Regions from separate parts of the Homo sapiens genome. Here region 1 is linked to region 2. A link is a loop called in an ENCODE intact Hi-C map of the cell type or tissue named here. Cell type or tissue: GM12878. All regions are shown on one strand. Each heading gives the region's core, and the rest is flanking DNA. Links, peaks and the distances in the headings are about the cores only. Region 1 has its middle 62 kb from the start of SNAP91. Region 2 has its middle 8.2 kb from the start of RIPPLY2.

Evidence for each region. Hi-C counts contacts between places; a loop is a spot of excess contacts. Peaks named below come from ENCODE experiments on the same cell type or tissue, not always from the same donor. Only the 100,000 strongest peaks of a DNase experiment are listed, where the experiment ranks them.
Region 1: it touches region 2 in a loop (2.9-fold over the local background); 1 of 110 quality-filtered maps calls a loop at or near these places.

Annotation. Positions count from the first base shown.
Region 1 is chr6:83,765,984-83,776,385 of GRCh38, forward strand. No RefSeq gene overlaps it. Among named protein-coding and RNA genes, the nearest start is that of SNAP91, 62 kb to the left of the region's middle. In GM12878, for the core only: no CTCF peak of the experiment used is centred there; no DNase peak of the experiment used is centred there.
Region 2 is chr6:83,840,109-83,850,208 of GRCh38, forward strand. No RefSeq gene overlaps it. Among named protein-coding and RNA genes, the nearest start is that of RIPPLY2, 8.2 kb to the right of the region's middle. In GM12878, for the core only: no CTCF peak of the experiment used is centred there; a DNase peak (open chromatin) is centred at 7,333.

The DNA of each region.
Region 1 (10,402 bases), core at 3,495-8,494, 76 kb before region 2:
AGTCCATTAAACCTCTTTTTCTTTATAAATTACCCAGTTTAGGGTATGTCTTTATTAGCAGCGTAAGAATAGACTAATGCAAGATGCTATAATGTTTCATTTGGGGTTGTTTAGAACTAGATGTGGGCCTTGGAGTGTGAGCTCCCTGGGGACTGAGGAGATCCTAGGAGTTAGAAAAAAATCATTGGAAAAATTGAAAGCAAACTTGAGAGTTTTTAGAGAAGGTTTCAAAACATGAAGAAGTAGTTACAACATAAATAACTTTGAGCCTCTGAACCAGGGATATGTAATTGGTGATAATTTTATGAACAAAGTTGATAAACGTTGTTAAAAAGTTTAACAATTTAACAAATTGTTAAACTGTAACAAAAAGTTACAGTTGAAATAGATTTAAGCAATGAAATGAATATGACCTGGAAATGGGGGTGAACCTGTAGCTCAAAGAGAAGAAATTTCGCTTTCCTATTAATAAGGAGGCTGGGAGAATTGGTTCTGATTTTCAAGGAAGATGCAAGTACACAGAAATTAGGAAAGGGCCTATGAAACTGCCATAAAATGCCATCACATTTGTCGACTTATGCCAAAAATAATGTATCGCTCCAAACTCATGAGGCTGTAACTCACGTGCTTTACAGGTAGTAAAATGTTTGTGCATCCCATACAACTGACTAAAGAAATGGGGAAAGGACAGTGTGAGAACACGAAGGATCATGCTCCAAGGAAACAGTCTCGTCAGGGGAATCTTCTGGTCTACTGGGTGTTAGACATAGAAGGTAAACTAGGTGAAACTGCTGAAAGCCTTTTTGCAGCTGTATTTTGCCATCTTATATGGCTGTGACATAGCAGCCAAGACAAAGATTGTTTACCTAGCTTCAAAGAAAGTCCAATTTGGTTGGCTGCAAGAATTCCATGTGTAACCTTGTGTAAGTGTTTTGACCTCTAGGGCATGATTTACAGCTTTGCCTTTTTTGTAGTCTTTGCATTGCCTCAGCCCAATAGGAATCCCCTGGGCCCTGATGTCAGCAGTCTAGGATTTTCAGACAAACAAGTGTTTCTTGGCTGTCACGAACCATGTTAAATTGTTCCCAACTGCGCTTCTGTGAAACCATGAAGCATTATATCAGACCATTAGATGTACTGATCCTCTGTCCCACCCCATCTTGCTTGCTGGTCTCTATGAAGCTGGTACTGATGTGCTCAGCTATTGTTCTTCCTACTGTGCCTTCCCTGTTGGGTAACCTGAATTCACAGTTTCACTTCCTTTCCAGAAACGAACCAGAAATATTTTGTTCATTTGTGGTGAATGAAGTGCCTGACGAGAAAGAGGAATGTAGCTTAATTCCAGTGTTGAATGTGGCTCTTGAGGCCAGTATATGCTAAAACTCAGAATAAGGATCCCTTTCCAATTCTTTCTCTCTTCTCATCCTTTGTGGTTAGTTATACTAGAGACAAATCAGTTGGCAGGGAGTCATTAAGGCTGGAGATTAAGCTACACTTCTAGGCAGGAGGATAACTGCTAATGACCCTCTAAATTCCACTTTTCTAGCCCTAAACACTAATTATTTTAAATATTTACTGTTTCATATATATTTACTGTTTAATATTAAATATTTACTGTTTAAAATATAATTATTTTAAAATAAAATTATTGTTTTGCTGCTTGCATGCTGGCAAGTGAAAGCACATCTAGGAGATCATGCAGGTGAGATGGGCCAGAGGGACCTCCAAAAGAAAATAGCCCAAGTTACATGTGTCCCTACCTTTGCTGTTGACCATAGACAGTGAAATCTATAAATCTGTGTGGAGCCTTCTCTGATTCTTGCAGAGTTTGGGCTCACACTGAGTTCATTAAAGCCTTGCTGATGGGCTCATTTTTTGCTAATCCCACTGTAGTTATATTTTTCTACCCTGCTCTTCTGCCTCAAAGCTACAGAAAGTGCTTGGGTGTCATGGAGGGGTTGCTCTTTGATCACTCTCTTCTCTTTGTCTATAGTAGGAAATTAACAAATGTTGACTGAATGTGCGAGTGAGTGAATGTTAGGGATTTCTGGACAATATCAGTCAAGGGAATGTGAAAGAGCAGAGCAGCCAAGGAAGGAAAATAGGGCTTGGAAGAATGGACTGGAAGACAGGTCCAACGGTAAACAGATTTGAGGAATACAAATGGATAAGGTTTTGTAAGGAGGGTTAGCAAGTTTGTAAAACAGTGCTCCCTAGATGCTAAAAATGAAGCCGTAACCTCTCCCAGCTTCTTCTCATCTGCTTGTGCACACCAATGGTAAGACATAGGGAAGAAGAAGTAGGTATTTGACTAGTACTTGTGTTGGGGGTGGGCTTAGAAAGTATTCAAGGGGGTAAAGCCACCAGACCTCTAGTCACTCTTCCTTTCACATCTTGAGTTTGTATGCATTGATTCTCTTTCCTTAGGACTTCTCAAGTCCATCTCTTCTCCATTCCGATGGCATGCCTTAATTCCAATCCTCACGTCATTTCTTACCTTGAAGCCTAGAGTGATCTTCTAATTCATTTCTTAGACTTCAGTAGTACCCGTCCAATCCACTGCCAACACTGCTACCAGAGAGATCTTTATAAAACAAAAATCCAATTGTATTACTGCCTTACTGAAAATTATTTAGTGGTCACATTGTCCTCCAAACTTGGGGGCTGCAAGACACTTTATGATCTTCCCTCACCTACCTCTTCAGCCTATTTCTTGCCAGGCCCCTAGCATTGCTGAACCACCTGCAGTCCCAGGGATTTACAGTGAATTTCTAACCTCTGTTCCTTTCTACAAATGGCTCCATCTGCCAGGAATCCTCTGTGTTCTTCCTCTTCATCTTTGCCAACCTCCTACTCCCATCACTGAGGTGACTCTTACTTATTCTTTTAGACATTGTTCAGGCATCATCTTACCTGAGAAGTCTCTCTGGAATCCCCATCTTCCTTTCCTCTCCTGGATGATTAGCTTCTTGAAAGTAGAGACTGAGGCTAGAATAGTAATGGGTACGTGGTGGGTATTCAGTAGCTATTTGAAAAAAGAAATGAGAGAAAAATAGAAGACTATACTGAGATATTGATCATTGCCTGCCCTGCTCATAGCCCTTTCTGTATCCATGTGATCCTATCCCTCAGCCTGAGTGGATTAGGACCATCAATGGCCTGGCTTGAAAAGACCAGCTGAGCCAATCAGATTTATTTATTGGTATTTTGGAGTTGGGGAATGAGAAACTGAGTGAATTAGAAAAGACAACTGGAGTTGAAGGTATGATGTAGAGTCAGGATATAGAGGCATGGTGGAAATGGAAATTATAGGAAGAAGAAGTTAGTTAATAGATGCGAATTGAGCAAATGCACACAGAAAAACAAAGATGTCATGAGAGAAAGGTCATATGAGAGACAGAGAGAGAGAGAGAGAGAGAGAGAGAGAGAGAATCTTCTGTTGTTCCTAACACTTTTTCTTGGGTGGGTTCCTGCAAAATCTGTTTTGTTTTGGGGGGTGATTTTTTTTTTTTGACAGTGTCTCACTTTGTCACCCAGGCTGGAGTGCAGTGAGCCATCTTGGCTCACTGCAGCCTTGACCTCACAGGCTGGAGTGATCCTCCTGCTTCAGCCTGCTAACTAGCTGGGACTACAGACACACGCCACCACACCCAGCTAAGTTTTGAATTTTTTGTAGAGGTGGAGTTTTGCCATGTTGCCCAGGCTGGTCTCCTGGACTCAAGGGATCTGCCTGCCTCAGCCTCTCAAAGTGCTTCTATTACAGATTTGAGCCACTGCAGCTGGCCTTTTTTTTTTTTTTTTCCCTTCTTCTTCTTTTTGAGTCAGGGTCTCACTCTGTCGCCCAGGCTGGAGTGCAGTGGCCTGATCTCAGCTCACTGCAACCTGCAACTCCATGGCTCAAGCAATTCTCCAGCCTCAGCCTCCTGAGTAGCTGAGACCACAGGCACATGCCACCATACTGAGGTAAAATCTCTGGATTTTAACATTAAATCATTATGGGAACTAATATGAGCAAATTTCTGTTCTGAGTATGTAAAGGAGTCTAAACTGAAATAGCAAGAGAAGAGAGAAAGGGAGAGAGGAAGAGAAGAGGGAAAGAAAAGAGCAAATAAGGCTGGTTCTAGACCACCAACTTCCCTTTTCCCCTAGGCTTCTGTTTGCTTGGGATTTACTCCATGCCAGAAAGGAACAAGGAAACCCATTCCCTCTCCACTAGCCCTGACCAGGGAGGAAGTCTGCCCAGGGTTTGACATCCATAATTTCTCCATGCCTATGGGCCCACCTTGGTCACTCACTGCTCCATAGCATTGTCATTGTGAATTATGCACAAATAAACAGAGGTCTGAAGAAACACCATAAATCCCTGGTGCTAACATAAAGAAATTAATTAAGAAAGTTAAAAATGTTAAATATCTTATTGAACCCCAAACACAGTTCACAAAAACAAAACTTCAGTAACAAAAAAAAATTCGGTCAAAGATATATTTTTGATCTTAAGAAATTGATTAATAAATGTTTTTAAAAATATGCATGAATTAAATATCAATGCTATCAAAAAAAGTTGCAAAATAAATGAGAGACAAAAATTATTTTGTTTCTAGTTATGTATCTGAACAATTGTTTTATTGGTTGCTTGTTTGGTTGAAACTTAATAATTTATTATGCAAAATGGACATGAGGATTTATAATGCCAAGAAATAGAACTCTGTTTTGCTCTTTTTTGGATTTCTCAAAAGGAATACCTTGAAAGAATGTCTTATAAGGGTGTTCAAAATATTCTGAGCTACTTATTGGTAAACAAAAATTTATATACTTGGATGAGATGCCAAAAAATTGAAAAAAATGAAGTCATATTTTTTCTTGTAGTGGGAAGTATGGCTAATATTTTAATACATGTATAGGCATTTATCATAATTGCTTGTTAGATATTTAATACATTTATCATAACATAAAAATGTATGATAAAGTGTTAGATGCTGGCACAAATTCATTAATTCTGTGTGATAGGTGTCATGGAAAGACTTTCTTGGAAAAAAAAATTCTTCAAAGCATATTGTTATGGGAATGACCAAAATTTCCAAGAAGGGTGGTTTTTTTGCTTGTTAAATGAGAGGAGTTTATACTCAATTCTTGAATTCTCTCTTGATAAAAAGCAGAAGTGAGAAAACTGTCAACTAGAATGATAGATGTGTAGTATAAAATTTAATGAACTCTGGGGAATTCCATATATTTTAAAGCAGTTTCTTTTCTTAAAGAAACACATTAACAGAATGGATTCTTTTCTACAGGAGCATTTCATTTATTTATTTTTTTAACTTTTATTTTAGGTTCGGAGGTACATGTGCAGGTTTGCTGTATAGGTAAACTTGTGTCACAGGGGTTTATTGTACAGATTGTTTTGTCACCCAGGTATTAAACCCAGTACCCAATAGTTCCTTTTTCTGATTTTCTCCCTCCTCCCAACCTCCAACTTCAAGTAGACCCCAGTGTCTTTTGTTTCCTTCTTTACATCTGTATGTTCTCATCATTTAGCTCCCACTTATTAGGGAGAACATGAGGTATTTGGTTTTCTGTTCCTGTGTTAGTTTGCTAAGGATAATGGTCTCCAGCTCCATTCGTGTTCCTGTAAAAGATACAATGTCATTCTTCTTATGGCTTGATAGTATTCCATGGTGTATATGTACCACATTTTCTTTATTCAGTCCGTCATTGATGGGCATTTAGGTTGATTCTGTGTCTTTGCTATTGTGAATAGTGCTGCAATGAACATTCTCATCCATGTGTCTTTATGGTAGAATGATTCATATTCCTCTGGATACATACCCAGTAATGGGATTGCTGGGTTGAATGGTAGTTCTGTTTTTAGCTCTTTAAGGAATCATCATATCACTTTCCACAATGGTTATGCTAATTAACACTCCCACCAATGTGTATAAGTGTTTCCTTTTCTCCTTGACCTTGCCAGCCTCTGTTATTTTTTTAGTTTTTAACAATAGCCATTTGGAACGGTGTGAAATGGTACCTCATTGTGGTTTTGATCTGCATTTCTCTAATGATCAGTGATATTGAGCTTTTTTTTTCATATGCTTATTGGTTGCATGTATGTCTTCTCTTGAAAATGTCTGTTTATGTTCCTTGACCCCTTTTAATGGGGTTGTTATTTCTTGTTAATTTGTTTAACTTCCTTATAGATGCTGGCTGTTAGACCTTTGTCAGATGCATAGTTTGTGAATATTTTCTCCCATTCTATAGGTTGTCTGTTTACTCTGTTGATAGTTTTTTTTTTCTGTGCAGAAGCTTTTAAGTTTAATTAGATCCCACTTGTCAATTTTTGCCTTTGTTGTGATTCCTTTTGGTGTCTTTATCATGAAATCTTTGCCTGTTCCTATGTTCAGGATAGTATTGCCTCATTGTCCTCCAGAGTTTTTATAGTTTTGGGTTTTACATTTAAGTCTTTAATCCATCATGAGTTGATTTTTGTATATGGTATCAGGAAAGGGTCTGGTTTCAATATTCCACACATGTCAGTTATCCCAGCACCATTTAGTGACTATAGAGCCCTTTCCCCATTGCTTATTTTTATGAGGTTTTTTGAAGATCAGATGGTTGCAGGTGTGCAGCCTTATTTCTGGGCTCTCTATTCTGTTCCATTCGTCTATGTGTCTGTTTTTATACCAGTACCATGCTGTTTTGGTTACTGTAGCCCTTTCACAGGAGCATTTTAGTTGTATTGTTCTTTATTAAGAAGACTATAGCTAATGTTAACAAAATCAAATTATGAATAAAATTAGAAAGCTTAAGTACATAACCTATCTTTTTTCATCAAGGGCCACTAATTTCTTTTTTAAATTGTTTTATTTATTTATTCATTTTTTATTTTACTTTAAGTTCTGGGATACATGTGCAGAACGTGCAGGTTTGTTACATAGGTATACATGTGCCATGGTGGTTTCCTGTACCTATCAACCTGTCATCTAGGTTTTAAGCCCCACATGCATTAGGTATTTGTCCTAATGCTCTCCCTCCCCTTGCCCCTGCCCCCAACTCCCCAACAGGCCCCGGTGTGTGATGCTCCCCTCCCTGTGTTCATGTGTTCTCATTGTTCAACTCCCACTTATGAGTGAGAACATGCGGTGTTTGGTTTTCTGTTCCTATGTTAGTTTGCTGAGAATGATGGCTTCCATTTTCATCCATGTCCCTGCAAAGGACATGAACCCATTCTTTTTTATGGCTGCATAGTATTCCATGGTGTATATGTGCCACATTTTCTTTATCCAGTAGAATGACTTATAATCCTTTGGGCATATACCCAGTAATGAGACTGCTGGGTCAAATGGTATTTCTGGTTCTAGATTCTTGAAGAATTGCCACACTGTCTTCCACAATGGTTGAACTAATTTACACTCCCACCAAGACTGTAAAAGCATTCCTATTTCTCCACAGCCTTGCAGCATCTGTTGTTTTCTGACTTTTTAATAATTGCCATTCTGACTGGCATGAGATTGTATCACATTGTCATTTTGATTTGCATTTCTCTAATGACCAGTGATAATGAGCTTTTTTTCATATGTTTGTTGGCCGCATAAATGTCTTCTTTTGAGAAGTGTCTGTTCATATCGTTCACCCACTTCTTGATGGGGTTGTTTGTTTTTTCTTGTAAATTTGTTTGAGTTCCTTGTAGATTCTGGATATTAGACCTTTGTCAGATGGGTAGCTTGCAAAAATGTTCTCCCATTCTGCAGGTTGCCTATTCACTCTGATGATAGTTTCTTTTGCTGTGCAGAAGCTCTTTAGTTTGATTAGATAAGGGCCACCAGTTTCTAAATGTTAATCCACTGTGGTCATATAAGAAGAAAAATAACTTGTTTTTTTCAGAAAAATAAGAAATGTTCAACTCATCCATTTAAAACCCAAATACTGAAAGGTGACATCACTACAGATCCTATAGACAGTAAAAGGATAACACAGGAATGAATATTACAAGCAATTCTATGCCCACAACTTCAATAACCTAGATAAAATGGACCAATTCCTTGAAAGACACAATCTGCCAAAACTCATACAAGAAGAAATAGACAATCTGAATAGACCTATATCTATTAAAGAAATTTAATCAATAATTAATAACATTCCAAAGCAAAAAGCATCAGGTCCAGATGGGTTCGCTGGTGAATTCTACCAAATATTTAAGGGAAAAACTATACCGATTCTCTGCAATCTCTTCCAGAAGATATAAGCAGAATAAATATTTTCTCACTAACTCTATTAGGCCAGCATTACTCTATTGCCAATATCAAAGACATTATAAGAAAAGAAAACTATACACCAATATCTCGTATGAATATAGATGTAAAAATACTTATAGAATTATAGCAATCAAATCCAATTACAGCTAGAAAGCTAAAACATCATGATCAAGGGGGTTTATTTCAGGAATACAACATTGGTTTAACATTCAAAAATTAATTAATCTACCACATGAACAGGCTAAAGCAGAAAAATCACATGATTATACCAAGAGATGCAGAAAAAGCATTTGACAAAATCCAACCCCCATTCATGGAAAAAAAGAGCCAGTAAACTAGGAATAGAGGAGAATATCCTGAACTTAAGAGGAAATATTTATACAAATCCTACAGTGAATAGCATACTTAATGGTGAGAAACGAAACTTTCCTGCTAAGATCAGAAACAAGACAATAATGTCCTCTCTCACCACTGCTCCTCAACATTGTGTTGGAAGTCCTAGCTAATGCAAGAAGATGAGAAAGGAAATTAAGGCAAAAAGATTGGGAAGAAATTAAACTATCTTTTTCTGTAGATGACATGATCATCTACAGTCATCCCTTGGTATCCATGGGGTATTGGTTACAGGACCTCTCTCACAAACCAAAATTGACAGATGCTCAAATCCCTTATATAAAATGACATAGTATTTGCATATAACCTGCACATATCTTCCTGTATACTTTATCATCTCTAGGTTACTTGTAATGCCTAATACCATGTAAATGCTTTCTGAGTAGTTGTTATACTGTATTGCTTTTTAATTCGTATTATCTTTGTTGTTGTACTGTTAATTTTATTATTGTTTTCTGAATATTTTTTATACACTGTCGTTTGAATCTGTGGATGTGGAACCTGCAGATACAGAGGGCCAAATTCATGTAGAAATTCTGAAAGAATTGACAAAGAAATCTTCTGGAACTAACAAGCAATGTTGCAGGTTACAAGGTTAATATATAAAAGTCTATTGCTTTTCTATATACCATCAATGAACAAGTGGAATTTGAAATTAAAAACACATTTAGCACCCCTCCACAAAGTAAAATACTTAAGAATAAATCTTACAAAATATGTTTTATGACTTATCTTCTTGTATAAACTTTTTGTTGATTACAAATGTAAACCTTATATGAGGTTCTATATGCAGAAAACTACAAAAGTCTGATGAAAAAAGTCCGATGAAAGATATCAAAGAAGAATTGAATAGAAAGATATTCCAGTCTATTGAAAATAAGACAATATTATCAAGATGTCAATTCTTCTCAACTTGATCAATAGGTTCAATGCAAATGCAGTCAAGATCCTAGCAAGTTATTTTGTGGATATCAACAAACTGGTTCTAACGTTTGTACAGTGAAATATGGCTGGGTGTGATGGTGCATGCCTGTAATCCCAGCACTTTGGGAGGCTGAGGTGGGTGGATCACTTGAGGTCAGGAGTTCAAGACCAATCTGGCCAACATGGCAAAACTCTGTCTCTATTAAAAATACAAAAATTAGCCGGGTGTATTGGCACGCACATGTAATCCCAGCTACTCAGGAGGCTGAGGCACAAGAATCACGAACTCAGGAGGCAGAGGTTGCAGCAAGCCGGGATTGCGCCACAGACTCCAACTTGAGCCACAGTGTGAAACTGTGTCTCTCCCTTCCGCTGCCCACCACAAAACAAAAAGGTTTATACAGTGAAGCAAAAGGCCAGAATAGCTAACTATTGAACAAGAATAAAGTTTGAAGGACTGGCATTACTCAGCTTCGAGACATACTTTAAAGCTACACTAATAAAGGCAGTGTGACATTGGCAAAAGAATAGGCAAATAGAGCAATGGAACAGAATAGAGAGCCCAGAAATATACCCACAAATATATAGCCAACCCATCTGTATTAGCCAGGGTTTTCTAGGGGGACAGAACTAATAAGATAGATGTATATATGGAGGGGAGTTTATTAACGAGTACTGACTCACACAGTGACAAGGTGAAGTCTCACAATAGGCCATCTGCAAGCTGAGGAGCAAAGAAGCTAGTCCAAGTCCCAAAATCTCAAATGTAGGGAAGCCAACAGTACAGCCTTCAGTCTGTGGCCAAAGGCCCGAGAGCCTCACTGGTCTAAGTCCGGGAG
Region 2 (10,100 bases), core at 5,101-10,100:
TGCTGTATTTTTACAAATCAAAATACTAAGGTCTAGAATGCCAACTAATGAATTCAGGATGAATGATGGAGCTAGAAAGTCATAATTTTGAAACAATCATCATAGTAATAAATTTAGGCAAGAATCATCAATGGATGCTAAAACTAGTGGTAAAAGTTTAATGAGAAACAGGTAGCTATAAAGTTTCAAAATATCTTCCTATAACTACTTATTAATTAAAAAGGGAAAATAACTTCACAATGGAGAAACTTGACAGACACTAACTTAAGCAAGTGAATAAAGTTCATATCACAATAGTAGGACAAAGCCACAGTATGTGCCACCTGTTGGGATGCATTGAAAAAGATACAATGTCACAGCTGACTTATTCCTCCCAAATTTGCATAACTTGAATTAATCATGAAAAAAACATCAGATTTACTCAAATTGTAGAATATTCTACAAAATAATTGGGCAGTACTCTTTAAAATGCTGAGGTTATGTAAGACAAAGAAAGGCTGAGAAGCTGTCACAGACAAAGGGAAACTAAAGAAACATGCAAATTAAATTCAGTGCATGATCCTGGATTGAATCCTGGGCTAGGAAAAGAAAAGAGGTATAAAAGACATTATTGGAGCAATTGATGATATTTGAATACTGACTAGGGGGATTAGATAATAGTTATTGTATCAATGTAGAATTTCCTGATTTTATCAATTGTGTTGTGGTTATGAGAGATTGTTGTTGATTTTGGCATAAACATACTGAAATATTTAGGGATAAAGGGGCATGATGTCTGCAACTTACTCTCAAATAGTTGAGAAAAATATGTATGTGTATATATAGAGATAGGACAAGAAATCAAGCAGGGCAAAATGTTTAATAATTGGTGAACCTGGGCAAATGACATATAGGAGTCTTTGTAATCTTTTCATAAGTTTGAAATTACACAATATTAAAAGTTAAAAAAATGCCATGGCCAAAAGATTGCCTCTCAAATATAATCTTCTCCAGGTGGCATTAGATGATTCAGGTGACCACAGTGGATCAATTTATCCTGTTATCTCATATTTCCAAACTTAAAGAAACCTTGCTCAGTGCTTGAGAAAACTTGCTCAAACTATGCTCAGTGCTATGAACAAAGGCAAATAGCTCTAGACTCCCAGATTCCACTAAGTCTGTAAGTATGAAGGTAGGGAACCAATTTTTTTTTTAAATTATTCTTCCAATAAAACTTCTTGCAAGTAGTTTTAAGTAATATCTTCTATACAACAATGTGGCAGAATCTGCTATTTGCCACTCCAATATTCATTCTTTAACTCTTCCTTGGTAATGACCACCCTGATTTTTAGGTAGAGATAAGTTTGCTCACAATGAAGGCTATATTTGACAGCTTCCCTTGCAGCTAGGTGTGGCTAAATTGCTAAATTCTGACAAAGGAGACCAAACAGAAAAGTAACATGGCAACTTCCAAGACACCTCCTTAAAAGACATCAGGCACAAGCCCTTTTACCTTTCTTTTTTTCTGCTACTATATTATCACCTGGAGTATAAATGTGATGCCTGGATCTCTAGCAGTTATCTTGGGCAACACAGGCAAGGTCCATACCCTAGGGATGGTGAAGCAGAGAGACAGAAGAACTTGATTAAAAAAGAGCTATTATACCAACCCTGGAATGTCTACCTGGTAGACTATTTTATATGAGAGAAAAATTAACTTTTATTTTGTATAAGTCACCATGAATTTGAGTTTCTATTATATATAACAAAACAGATGGTTTTTCAAGAAAAAAAAGGGGAGGACTAAGGTCTCACTTAGACTCCTAACCCCAATGACATTTTTGGGAGTTGGTTCACTCCATGAGGGTGGAGGCCATCAATGTATCTTCCTAGAACCTAGCAGTCTTCACATAGTTTCAGTTGATGAACATTTTTAGAATGAACAAAGTTTCTTTTTGGAAAAACAATTTCAAAATGTTACCTGCAACAATATTAGAAATTCATCTCTGTTTGGTACTGTTTTGAGAATTATAAATTGCTACAAAGAGCAAATTCAATATATTTCTTTCCCTATAAATCTTTGGTCAAAAACAATATAATCACTATCTGATCTTCTAACTGGTTGAAAGTATAAAGACAATTTTTTATTATATCATTGCTTCTATAGAACTCTTCATTAATAGATCATAAAGTAAGGTGAATCATAAAGTACAGGCTGAGTTATACCACAATAACAACTCCAAAATCTCACTGTTTAAAACAAGAAAGGTTTACTTCAAGTGAGCAGGAACCTCTGTTCCCTATCTTCCATTTTCAGGCCAATGGAATCTCTTCCCTCAAGGAAGAAGAGAACATGACAAATTGCCCATTGGGTCTTAAGATTTCCATTCAGAAATGAGACACATCACTTCCATTCATATTTCATTGATTGACGTCACATGGCCTGTTTAAAACAACAAAGGTTTAACTTCAGGTGAGCAGGAAGCTCTGTTCCATATCTTCCATGTTCAGGCCAGTGGAATCTTTTCCTTCAAGAAGGAAGAGAACATGACAACTTGCCCACTGGTTCTTAAGGTTTCCATTGAGAAATCAGACACATCACTTCCACTCATATTTCATTGACTAAAGTCACATGGTCATATCTAACTTCAAGGGGCAGACAGTGAAATCCTACCATGTACTCAGCATGAATACCCCAGAATTACTGGATAGCACAACCTACCAGATATAGTATCCCACAAGTAATTCTGAGCTCATATCATCTCACTTCAGTCTTTAAAATTTGCTTTAATACAGTTTTAGAGGTAAGAAAGATTTGGTTGGCTAATAGAATGAGCCAGCTATATTCACTTTGATTATGGAAAGTGAAATTTTCCTGAGAAGCTGGAGAATTAGATCTAACTCTCCTAATCTGTCAGTATTATCTTGTAACTAGCTGATGATAAAAAACAAATCAACATGACTTTTCAAAGTCTTATCATTGTAGTCTGACTATGTTACCTTAGATCAGTGATTTAAGAAGTATGCGGAATTCTAGGGGAATCTCCAGAAAATGCAGTTAAGAGGTCCACAAAATCCTTCCTTTTCCAAACTCGTCTGTTTGACACTGTGTTTTCTCCATGTACTTCAACCAAGACAACATACGGTAACAAACAATGTAGAGCAGACATGAGAAACCACTCACCTCATATTAGGCAAAAATTTATAGAGATTTTCAAAGAAATTAGTTGTGGGAAAATACAGGAATTTAAAAAATACATATTTTATGTTAATATGCAAGAGATGTTTGTTATTTTAAAGGAATATATATATATATACAAATTTTTGTTTTAATTTTAATACAGTAAATATTGATAGATATAATCCACATAAACCTGAGGTTTGTGGGGTCCTTAATAATTTTTGTTTTAGCTTTTTGTTTTGAACTAATTATCTTCAGTAACTTGTAAGAATTTAAAGGGTTCCCAAGACCAAAAGTTTGAGGACCACTATCTTAGATAACACCTTGCTTGGTAAATTTCAACTTAGCCTTTCAAAGGAGATAACTACTAAATAACATTTTCTCTGGAAGATTTTAAGGACCAATGATATAATTATAATAACTTGTAGTTATGTACACAAAGAACATGGCATTGTGAAAAACCCATCTAATTGCTGGGAAAGGTAGTTTGTCCTATCTATGCTGAAACACGAAATCTACTGCATATTTGGATTGCAAGAGAGTATGTCCAGTTAATCCATTGAATAATATCTGAGACCAGGAGCTAGTCACTGAATAAGGATCCATGCACCTGCATATGACTAAAACTTACCTAAAAGAGGCTAAAATTAAAATAAGCAAATTTATATTCTCATATAACAAGAAGTCCAGATGTTGGATATTTCCACAGATGGCTATTCCGTAGGTGTGACAGCATCAAAATACTCCCAGGATCTTTACATCCTTCCAATCTGCTAGTTTCAGCAACTTGGCTCATGTAAACTGGCTCCTTCCATGAGCTCCAAATCCTGACATCAAAAGTAAATGCAACATGGGGTAGTTGTACTTCTCGAGTGGAGTCTTTCTCTTAGGCTGTAAGAAAGACTTTTCCCAGAAGCATGGTGCACCTTAACACTGGCTCCTTTTCAAGTATCCTTGGTCAGTATTGTATCATATGACTGCTCAAATTAATCACTGGTAAGGGAAATGAGGTTATCGTGATTGGCTTAGACAAATCATGATTCTCTCTTTGTGGCTGAGGAAGGACCCAGCTTTTCCAAAAGCACTCCACTTCCTGATATCTGCACAAAATTGCTGTTCTTTTAGTAAGAATAAGGGTGGGGTGGGGAGTAGCTATGGGATGAGTAATCAGTAAAGTCTTTGACAATTACAAAAACTGGAATGTCTCATTGCAATAACTAAGACTATCATGGGATAATAAAAATTCGGAGTTTTATGAAGATCATATTTGCCCATTTTCCTTCGGTCAATTAATATAATAAATGCCTAACAGCATTAAAAATTTGTACTTTCATTTTTTAAAATCTTCATTGGTAGCTAATTTTAGTTTGTAGTTGTCTGTAAGTTCTCATACATATTTCATTCAGTAATAACGAAAAGTCAGTTCTATTCAATCTCATACTACTCCATTTTTTTTCCTTACTTAAATTATCACACACTTGTCATTGCTGACATTATAGTATCCTACCATTTAAACTTAATACTTCCAGTTAAAATTTGTCTCTCTCATTAAACTGGGGTCATTTATAGATTTTAAAAATAAAAATTTCATTCTATAAGCCAAGTAATTATCTAATCTGAGTAATTAATAAAAGTTAGAAACAAATACAGAAATATATTATCCAATATGGCCTTCTTTCTCTGGAACAACCCACATACCAGCTGTCTGCTCTACTACTAATAGTATGAGCCAACTAGGGCTGGGAGATATTTTCTGCTATGATTTTGTTAATTTACAGCTAATTTAGAAAATGATCCTCTGTCATTTTTCCTTCAGGTCTCAGTTTAAATGTCATCTCTTCTGGGGCCTTCTCTGACCACCTTGTTTAAAAGATGCCTCCTGCAATTGTTTTCTATTAAATCACTCTTCTAATTCTGTCTATAGAAGTCTTGCAAACCTGCAATTACCTCCTTAATGTATTTGTTTATTTTCTATTTCCCAACTAGAATGTAAACACTGTGAGAGCTGGAAAACATGTTAGTCTTATTCTATACTGTATGCTCAAAGCTTAATCTCGGGCCTGGCTCATAATGACTGATCAATAAATATTTGTTAATTGAATTTAGTTTTCTTTCCTGAATCACCTCTCATTGAAACATTTTATGTTCTATTCTGAAAGAAATTTTAAAATAAATTTTGATGTTTGTCATATTTTGGCCAATGATATTTAATAATACAAGATATTAAATTTGTGTAGTTAATGAACATTTAACATTAAGTGTCAAATGTGGTAAAACATTGTAAAAAATAGTTTATAATGGAACAGATAAATCTCTTTTTATGTCTGATGGTACCTGTTTATACACTGTATTTTTATTTTACATAATTTATTAGGTATGATAAATTAATCTATTTGGGGTTAACACAGAAATTTTAAAATGTCTAGAAGTGAAGCCATCAAGAACCCACGATAGTTTATTTGGCCAAAGCTAAACTTTGCAAATATTTTGTGTCTTCAATATAGTTTGAATTGAAACCACTTCTCATGAGCTCTCATTGTGGTTTTATTAAATATTCAGTTGTAACTAATAATAAGAAACATGAACTATTTTAAGGCATTAAGTATTTTACTAAGTAAATACATTAACTACTTTATTTCTGTTATTAACTACATAGGAAAGTTACATGAGAAGCACAGTGAAATCTGGCTGTTTTCAGTGGAGATATTCCCATGTATGAGTGTGATTAGCACAGACTTGCTAAATCTCTCTCTGAGCCATCTGTGAGCACCTTCCTGGTTTAAAACAACACACACTAGCTCTGCTCAGTTCTAAGTCAGTTTTTACCACAACTGTTATCTTTATCTTAAACCTGGGAAGATTCTCAAATGCCTGAAGCTTGGAAATGCCACCTTTCACCAAGGATCTGAACCTTACTTAAACTGAAAAAAGAATTATATTAAATCAACTATCTCAAATGAGATTTTATTGGCATGAAGTGTTGACCAAAAAAGTTCTAATCCATTTGTAAGGAAAAAAAATAGAGAATATTCAGCTTACTAGTTAGTTTAGGACATATTCATGTGTTTATTGTTCTAACAATCCTAAATGAAATTCCTAGTCACTTGAGCTCCCTTGCTTCTCTTTAGCTCAACTTCAAGTTACAGTGACACAAACCTCTTTTTATAGTGGCCCCAGTGTGAGGTCCTGGGTTTTGATGAATCAGCAATAGTGGAGACTTTTCTGGAAAAGACTTGGCAGTAAATAACCCACTCCATAGCTTGACAGCCTAGGTCCTTACTGCAGACCTGGTGCAATTTTTTCTAAAGAACTTGTTCTGATCACCACGAATCAGAGCATTCAAGTGGAATTTTCAGAATACTGCACTGTAGCAAAACTACCTAGAACTGCCCAGAGAACTGTAAACACAATGTAAGTTTTAAAACAAATTCTAAAGTTATAAGAGATATTATGACAATCACTTTCTCTACCAAAAATATGTGTTTTAAAAACCTGCAAATCAGGAAAATTTAAAGTAGGCTTGATTTTGACTGTGGTGTTTAGTTCTACAAGCCCAGACTGAGTGCAGTTAAGAATCAATCCTTCATTGTCATATCTAAGGTTTTTATACTGAACTGCACTTTGCATATGATAAAGATCACCCAGTTTAACTGTACAAGGAATGACATTTAGTAAATTTACAGAATTGTGCATCCATCAACACAATCCAATTTTAGAAGATTTCCATCACCCCAAAAAGATCCCCCATACGCATTATGTTTAGGGTTTTCTATTTAATTTTTCCACAGCTTTTCTGTGTGAAAACATAATGCCATAATTGAAATAGAATACCAAAAATGTTAATAAATTTGACAGCTGGCATTCAGACACAACTAAATAATTTGCCTGGAAAACAGCAAATTTTGTATGTACAACTTTTTAAAAAGGAGTCCAGCTAATTAAGCAGATACTAGTTTTCCTTAAATAATATTCATAAGATCATGAATAAGAGGAGATGTGTATGAACTGAGACTAGCTCTGCTCTTGTTATAAGCAAATCTGACATTACTTAGGAGGCACATGGTGGCAACAGCAGCTGTGAGTCATTATATTCCTCTCATTCCTTCACACTTCTGTTTTTCACCTTACTTTCTAAGTGGAGAATCAGTCATATTTGGGCTGAGGTCATCAAAAAGGGTGGGGAAACACCAGGTTACATTCAAAGTGGGAGCCCAGTTCAAGCTCCAATTTTTCTTTTAATTGGTTACTGTTCTCTGGCTATACAGAAGCTCATATGAATGTTTTAAATGTGATCTTGACTTCTCTTTTTCCTCCTCAGGGACCATCATTTAGCACCCTTTCGCCAGAGTATACTTCCTTTCTCACATCTTATAGTAATGCAAAGAGCCAAAGATTAAAAAATAAATAAATAAATAAATAATAAATTAAAAAATAAAAATAAAAAAAGAGTGTTAGGCCCGCAAGCCCCAGGTATAAGGTAAATTTATAATATTTTCTCTTAGTAAAATACAAAGTTTGGTGGCACAGATGTCTGTTAGAAGGCAGCTACACAAAAATATAAGAATTTTGTCAGTTTTGTGCATTTAACATATCCCAAGATCCTAAAATCGTGCCTGGCACATAGTAGGTATTCAATAGTACTTGTTAAATAAATGAAGTTTTAAAAAATGCTTGTCCTAATGGACTATTAAGTTTGATCCACCTCATTGGTGTGTTATGAAAAGTGTGTTGATATGTTAACATAAAATACATTTTAAAAATGTACAAGTGGAACTCAGTATACAATTCTAAAGTAAATTTAAACTGTAAAATGAGTTAAGTTATACCTCAGATTATGTTATTTTATGATTCTGTATCTCTTTATATTTATTTTATAGAGCTTTACGTCCTCATATTGCATACAGCTTGGATAAGAAGTACATATCTATGTTCTAAAATAAATATAATGTCCCTGAAAATTGTACTGGTTTTCTCTTCTTTAGGCACAGCTTATAGTTAATATCCTCCTTAATGATTTAGCTAAGAAATTCCATCTTTGATGGAAATGATAAACATGCAAAAAAAAAAAAACTAAAAGAAAAATAGCATATTGATCTTGGCCTCATGAAAATCATCTTCAAGATCTGTATAAATAGGTAGCATACATTAAATTAACGTATAAATGGTAGGTTTAGGATCTTTCTAATAATTCATATTTCTGTTTCTCAGTTTACTTAAATTTGGTCAAGTAAAAATCTTGCCATATTTTTATTAATTGGTTCTCCTTTTTTTCTAGTAATGCATTTCTTTTCACAATTTTAAGACAACCGATATTTTCTCAGATTCAAGTCTCATCACTACAGTAGATCCCTCCTTCTCCATGCCAGAACTAGTCACCTTAATTAAACTTGTTTCCTGGGAGTTCCCAGACCTGGATTATTGTCGTCACTGATTCACACACTCCATTCTTATGAGGATTTTCTTCAGGGCTATTGATCTCATTTTTTCCTTCCTCTTTGGGGACCATGAACCATCATCCAGCCCCTGTCTCTTCAGAAGCATCTCCTCTCCTGCCTCCTCTCCTCATTTTCTAAACATACTTTTGTCTGCACCCTAAAACCAAGATCCCTTTATGGACCCAGCACTCTCCCTCTATTTTTCCTCTCAAAAGAGTAGCTCAACTCACTGTTTTGATTTCTTCTTCACCTCTAATCTACAACTCAACTTGCTGTAAAAAAAAAAAAAAAAAAAAAAAAAAGGTTCTGTCCCTATACAGTCAAACGATATTGTTCTAAATTCACTTATAACCCCTTAAAGCGGTTATATTGCCAAATCCAATTAACACTTGTCCTTATCTTATGTGACCTCTTGGTAGCCCTGACTGCGTTGGACCTCTTCTGCCTTATTGGAGTTCTTTCATCCCATGTTTCCACCACACCTGCTTTACTAAAGCACTTTCGCACCTTGCTTTACTGAAACACTCTCTTTCTCTTCTTCTTATTCCTCTTCTTCCTCTTCTTCTTTTCTTCTTCCTCTTCTTCCTCTTCCTCTTCTTCTTCCTCTTCTTCTTCTTCTCCTCCTCCTCCTTTCCTCTTTTCTCTCTTTCTCCTCTTTCTCCTCTCTTTCTCTCCTCCTTCCTTCCCTCCTTCCTTCTCTCTCTCTCTTTCTCTCTTTCTTTCCTTCCAGTCTTGTTTTGTCACCCCACTGCAGCCCCAACTTCCCAGGCTCAAGTGATCCTCTGGCCTCAGCTCCCTGAGTAGCTTGGACTACAGGCATGAACCACCATGCCTGGCTAATTTTTTTAATTTTGTTTTGTGGAGATGAGCTCTCATTATGTTGCCCAGGTTGGTCTTGAACTCCTGAGCTCAAGCAATCCTCCCACCTTGGTGTCCTAAAGTGCGAGGATTACAGGAGTGATACACTGTGCCTGGCCTACTGATGCACTTTCTACCAGCTTCACCACTCCTTTTCAGTGAGATGGATTTTTTTGTTTGTTTGTTTGTTTGTTTGTTTTATTTTGCATATCCTCTCACCTTACAATCAAATGTTGATCTCTAGGCTACTGTCCTTGGTCCTGGACTCAAGCTACAAAATTTCCCTGGGAAAACGAATCAATTCCTATTGTTTTAATCGCCATTTTTTTTTTTGCTGATGACTCTCACATTTAAATCTTTAGCCTTAAATTATCTACTAAACTCCAGACCTCATGTCTCTGGTTGTCCCCTGAATATCTTCTCCACCTACATGTTACTGAGCCTTCCAAAGTCTCAGATCTATTCTGAGTTCTTTTCCTTGGGGTGACTGTATTTTACATGTAGGAAGGAAGACAAACTGAATATTTAGTAGCCAGAAGGGCAGATTATGGCACTCTTATATGTTGTTTATTTCTGTTTCTCCACTTTCTGAACACATGGTAGAATTGCACTTCCTTGCTTTTTGAAATTGGTGTGTCATGTGACTT